Linked DNA regions of Homo sapiens: region 2 is linked to region 1. The links are chromatin loops, found by intact Hi-C in ENCODE. Cell type or tissue: Calu3. All regions are shown on one strand. Links, peaks and the distances in the headings refer to the core of each region. The heading gives the core; the rest is flanking DNA. Region 1 overlaps LOC105374524 (a long non-coding RNA gene). Region 2 overlaps LOC105374524 (a long non-coding RNA gene).

The links. A loop is a pair of places that touch in the nucleus more often than their neighbours do. Peaks named below come from ENCODE experiments on the same cell type or tissue, not always from the same donor. Only the 100,000 strongest peaks of a DNase experiment are listed, where the experiment ranks them.
Region 2: a loop joins it to region 1, with 2.0 times the contacts of the local background. A loop is called at or near these places in 1 of 110 quality-filtered maps.

The regions. Positions count from the first base shown.
Region 1 is chr4:23,134,496-23,137,423 of GRCh38, forward strand. All of the region lies in intron 12 of LOC105374524 (a long non-coding RNA gene), which reads left to right. Among named protein-coding and RNA genes, the nearest start is that of ADGRA3, 620 kb to the left of the region's middle. In Calu3, for the core only: no CTCF peak of the experiment used is centred there; a DNase peak (open chromatin) is centred at 1,506.
Region 2 is chr4:23,038,434-23,041,361 of GRCh38, forward strand. The region is part of intron 3 of LOC105374524 (a long non-coding RNA gene); the gene reads left to right. Among named protein-coding and RNA genes, the nearest start is that of ADGRA3, 520 kb to the left of the region's middle. In Calu3, for the core only: no CTCF peak of the experiment used is centred there; a DNase peak (open chromatin) is centred at 1,538.

The sequences.
Region 1 (2,928 bases), core at 281-2,780:
AACCATCCAAGGATTTAGGGTTCCCCAAAGGCTCATTAACATCTTAGACCATAAGGTCTCCAAAGGAGGCACTAATGGTCCACCTCGTTATGATCTGAGGATAATGACTGCTTGACATCCATATCCATTGAGATGATAATCGCTCTGTAAAAACTGTTATGATGTCAGCAGCCAAAAAAAAAAGAAAATCTCATTTGCACTTTATAATCTTTGGTTTCTAATATAGTATTTAAATTATGCTAGAATTATTTTATGAATCTGGCTTAATAGAGGCAATGCATATGATGCTCTTTAAAAAAAATTAAAAGTCTCTTTTAAAAAAGTTGTTATCACCCTTATATCACTGCATAAATGAAGGGTAAGATTAGTAAAGCTCTTATAGCACCGAAATACTTATGAGTAATTGAATAAAAAACAAAGACTTAAATTTCCCTTAATTTACATACACATTTACTCCAGGGAGTGAAAAGAAATTCTCTTCTTAGAATGCCCCCAAACAGAGAAAAAAAGCTCATAGTGGTAATAATACTAATAGGAGAGATTGTCAACTCACGCCGAGTGCTTATTATGCATCTTGTCCTGCACTAAGTAATTTTCCTGCATCTCATTTTCATCTTCGCTGAAACATCTCTGAGGGGGCATCTCTCTTGCCCTCACTGTACAGATGAGAATAGGGAGGTGCACAGTGGTGAAAGATGCTGTCCGTGATCTTCAAGGTGGTGCATAGCAAGGCGTGATTCAAATTGATTCACTCTGGATTCAGACTTGTGCTGTAACGATGAGGATTGTGTGCCAGAAAGAGTTATGGGTTTCAGAATCGGGAGAAATGGGCTTATGCTTGGCCACTAACTAGCTGTGTGAACTTGGAGAATTTATTTCACCTCTTGGGACATTCTGGACTAGTAAATCTTGAAAGCATTTTTTACTACCAACGTTTATACTGACAAGGACATCTCAGTAGCAGAACTGAAATCAGAATTTTCACATTACTCTCTCAATAGCTACCAGTATTCATGAGTAGTAACATCATCGTTTTCCCATTGTAATTCAGTTTGGCTGAATGGTTTTCCACTTTGGTACGAAAGTGCTGATTTTAAAATAATCTTACTGCTTATAGAAAACATATGGAAAAAAACCATCCCATATTATTGTTTAACTCTGTAAAGTATACCAAAAACCATTTTTCCAATCAATTTCTATTTGACTTTAAACAAGGGAAAAATGGAGATGAGTGTAAACAAAAATCTATTAGTCAGTGTTAGTACAGCCTTTTTATAGCTCTAAGCATTTCCCTGTGTATAAACATAAGAAAGCAAATTAACATTTTAAAGAGATTTCTCTATTGGGTTATATTTAATAACAAACCAGCATAAAAAGAAGGAATCTTGTAATAATAATTTTCTAAAAATCTGCAGATGCTCTTACAGCCTTGAAGCTTAGCTATTTGTTGGAGCTAAAGCTGCAATACCCAGATTCTTCCACTAGAGGGGTGAATTGTTCCTAATGAATAAGATCTCATTGTCTGGGGAGGGGGACAGACTGGTGCTGATAACTTACAATGATACTGTGGACTCCAAAAATATACTTGGAGTGGCCTTTACCATAATATTCATATTCAGTGAAACTAGCTATAGGACAGAGTGATAGAAAAGAGGTTTTAACTATCAAGTCCTAATGGAAGTACAATCTTGTTATTATGAAATTATTTAGGCTATGGATGGGAAAAGAAATAGTTGTATTCAAGTTGTAACAAAAGATGTCAATTTGGCTGCAGAATGATAGATGAAAATAGAACTTCTGGGGGACAGTATGGTAATTCTGAGTATCTGAGGAGAAAGTTCACTGAGAACCTCAAACATTTATGGTTACTACAGTTGTCTTGCAGAAATACATTCATTGCAATTTTTACACAAAACATGATTAATTAGAAAAACAATAGGCCTGGGCATAAATAGCCAACATTCTCTACTTTGTTTTTTAAGGAGAAAGGAATGTACTGCTGACAAATTCTCTTCAGCTGCACAGTTCATTTCCTATTTGCTACTGCGTTCTCCAGGGATAGTGAAATGTCTGACTGTAGCAGGCAAAATATTGAAGGAATAGAAGTGTCATAAGCCACAAGATTGGCCAAAAATATATATTAGCATGTCCTGACAATCATTGTTTAAAAAGTAAAAGTCAAAAACTAGTTTCTAGTGTTCTAGCAAAAGCAGAAATGCTTTAAGCAAATAATTTCAAGTTATTTCCAGTCCAATGTTGCACATTGACTTTATGTGCACAGAATGTAGACATCATTTTGACATGTTGCTGATGGAAGAGATGCAAAGAAATAAAAATGAGCAGAAAAGAGGTATTTCAAAGGAGGCATATATATATATATATATAATTTTTTTAAGAGAAATTCATATGTTAGAGGTTGTTTTCAGTAGTTTCCAAGTTTTTTAAAGGATCCTTCTTGAGGAGACTTTATATAAAACTCTCCATCAATGCACAGTCCTTTCAGTTTGTGTCAAGGAACAGTTTCTGACACAGTAAGAAATACTAGCTGGTGTCTGGGATAAAATTTACTTCCATCTCACACACACACACACACACACACACACACACACACACACACACACAGAGTCAATCATTATTCACAGATCCTGTATTTGCAAATTTGTCTACTTGTTAAAATTTATTTGAAACCACAAAATCCATATTTCAGGTGATTGTTGGTCATTCCTAGGCATGCATGGGGTGGGAAAATTTTGATCTGACCATATGCAAATACCCAGCTGAGGCTGACATAGCAACACTCTGCCTTCTTATTTCAGCTCTGACTGTAAACAAGGGTCTTTTTGTGATCCATTTAGTGCCTTTTTTTTTATTTGTGCTTTTTTGTTGGTGTTTTAAAATGGCCCTTAAGTGTCATGCTTAATTGCTGTC
Region 2 (2,928 bases), core at 179-2,678, 96 kb before region 1:
TGAAGTTGAAGCGACGTTATTAACCTACTTTTCAGGTCATAAAATTTCATCCCAGAAAAATTAAGTGACTTGCCCAAGGTGACATGGCTAGTTAGGACTGGAAGGGATCTGGTAACTTGGTTTTCTGCTTTGTGAGGTAGGGTGCTTTATACTAGAGACTTTTTTGGGGTACCATCTTATTCAGTCATTTTGGCTCTCAAAGTCCCTCTAATGTGTTTAAACATCAAGCACTGGTGAAGAAAATGCAATCCAGTCTCTCCGCAGGCACTGTCCAGGCTCAGAAGTGGGGACAGAGAGCCTTCCGGTCCCATTGCTAAGATCATAAATATCTCTCTTGCTGAATTAGCCTGGGGGCTGCAATCCTTGACTCCAGAAAATGACTTCTGCAGCTGGGCCTTCCATCACTGTTAAGTGATATACATCATCATCTGTTATGGATTGGCCAACGTAAAAAAGCTCCTGTGTGCACAAATATTGAGTCATTTTACTGAGAAATGGGACTTGAGAAATTGCCCAATGTCATCCTTACTGTAGCCCCTCCCCAAGAAATGGATACACATGACTTGGTCTGAGAATGCTATGGTTTAGAAAAACTCCATTGGCCTGGAACTAAGAGAGCTGACTTCATGATTTTGGGGTGATTAAATCTGTCAGCGAATTCCTTGCAGGAAAAAGTCCTAGAGGGCAGATACCATATTGGTTTATCCTGCATAGAGCCCTGGTGAGCAAATTACATAGAAAGGATAGCATAATAATGCAATCTGTTTGTGGAAGAACTGGTCAATTTGGAAAGCTGCCTTAACTCATGCTTAACTCAACACTTGTGGACCTTTGAGTAAATTATTGCCTCACTGGGAGCAGCTGGCTCATTAGGCTGCCACATATACAGCAACGATGGCTTTATATTTCCATTCCTAGGAATGTTTGATAGATATTAATGGACTCTATTAAAGACTAGAGGCAGGAAGGATGTCTATTAGAAAGATAGCCCTCCATTTTATTTTACTGGCTGTGCTTTCAATCTCTCAACTCTCAGGGGGAAAAGACATATTCACTGAATGCCTACTATGTGTCAGTTGCTTTGCATAGGATTTTACTCATCGACTCTTACTGACAATCTCCATTTTCTAAATTAGGGTACTAGTGCTGTCTGTATTAATCAGGATTCTTCAGATAAACAGAAACAACAGGAGGTCGATATCTATATCTATATCTATATCATCTATCTATATTGGTATCTAGCTATTATAAGGAATTGGCTCTTGTGAGTATGGAGCTTAACAAGTTCCAAGATGTGCAGTGCAGAGAACCAAGAGAGCCCATGGTGTAGCTCTAGTCTGAGTCTGAAAGCTGGAGTATCAGGAGAGTCAATAGCTTAAGTTCCAGTTTAAAGGTGGGCAGGCTGGAGACCCAAGAAGAGTCCATGTTTTAGTCTGAGCCTGAAGGCTGGAAAACACCAATGTCTCAGCTCAGCTGCCAGGCGGAAGGAGTGTTCCCTCCTACTCAGCCTTTTTTTTCTCTCTTATTCAGGTTTTCAATTGATTGCAGTGAGGCCCACCCATATTAGGGAGGGCAATCTGCTGTACTCAGTCTACTGATTCAGATGTTAATCTCATCCAGAAACACCCTGACAGACACACCCAGAATAATGTTTGACTAAATGTCTAGGCATCTCATAGCCTAGTAAAATTGACACATAAAATTAACCATTACAGACTCAGAGAAAAAAGGAACTTGCTCAATGTCACACAGATCTGGGTGAACATATTTCTGTGCCTCAAAGCTTGAATCTTTTCCTTGTACCTCACTGCCCCTAACTCCTTCCTAACTTGTCTCTCTGTGTGGAACAGTATGTTTTAATAATGTGACTTGTTTTCTAACTACTTCAGGAGCTACCCCTACAAGTTTATCTTACTTTTCTCCAACATTAAAATTCCAACTCATTTAAACTCATGTCATTTTCAATGATGTATTTATGATCGATTGTATATATGTGACTATAACTTATATTGTATCAACATCCTACAGCAACTCCTATCCTGCTTCTGTACCTGTCCTCTACTCATTACTCGAATGTTTTTAATTTCCTACCAAATGCTGGAAATTGTGCTGAATACTAATAACATAGAAGTAATACAAATACTAGTCATAGTTATTATGTATTGGGTATTACTGTGTGCCAGACATGTTTTAACTATTTATACATATTAGTTCATGATGGTCCTTACAGAGCTACCATTCTGCCCTTTGTTCCAGGAGACTAACCAGCATGGGCTACATCAAAAAGGCTGCCATCTACTTTCTGCTGGGTAGGGGCACCAGAGAGACTTGTCAGAAACTAGAAGGAAGGTAGAGTGCGAAATCTGAGTGTTAATTCCCTGGCTTCATCAAAGGACACTGGTCTTCACAAGGAAACAGACTACATGATTCTCCTTTTGGGCTTCAGTAAAAACCCCCTCCTTTCATCCCTTAGTCTAGGGATGGTAAGAGGTCAGCAGCTAAGAATTCTAGGTTCTTTGTGGTTTTCCCGTATACATGTCTTTGATGATAGCCCCTTTGGAAATAAATTCTCCTAGACTTTTTTTTAGGGTGATTGGGTCATTGTTTTTTCTCCTGGAACCCTGAGTCCTCAAATCAACCCTATCTGAAATGTGCCATTATTGCTACATTTTATAATAGAGGAAGACAGATGGCTTATATAATTTGATGAAGATCACATGTTTTGTAAGAAGAGCTGGGATTGGAACTGTAGCAGTCTAGCTTTTCAGATCATGCTCTTAATCACCACAATAAGTATCAATAAGTGTCAATAATCACTATAATAAGTGGCATTGTAGCATAATGACACTCTACTTAGAGCAATAGCTTAGTTCAAGTCATCTTTTCCTATGAAACTTTCCATTTATTTGACTATTACTGTTTCATAGA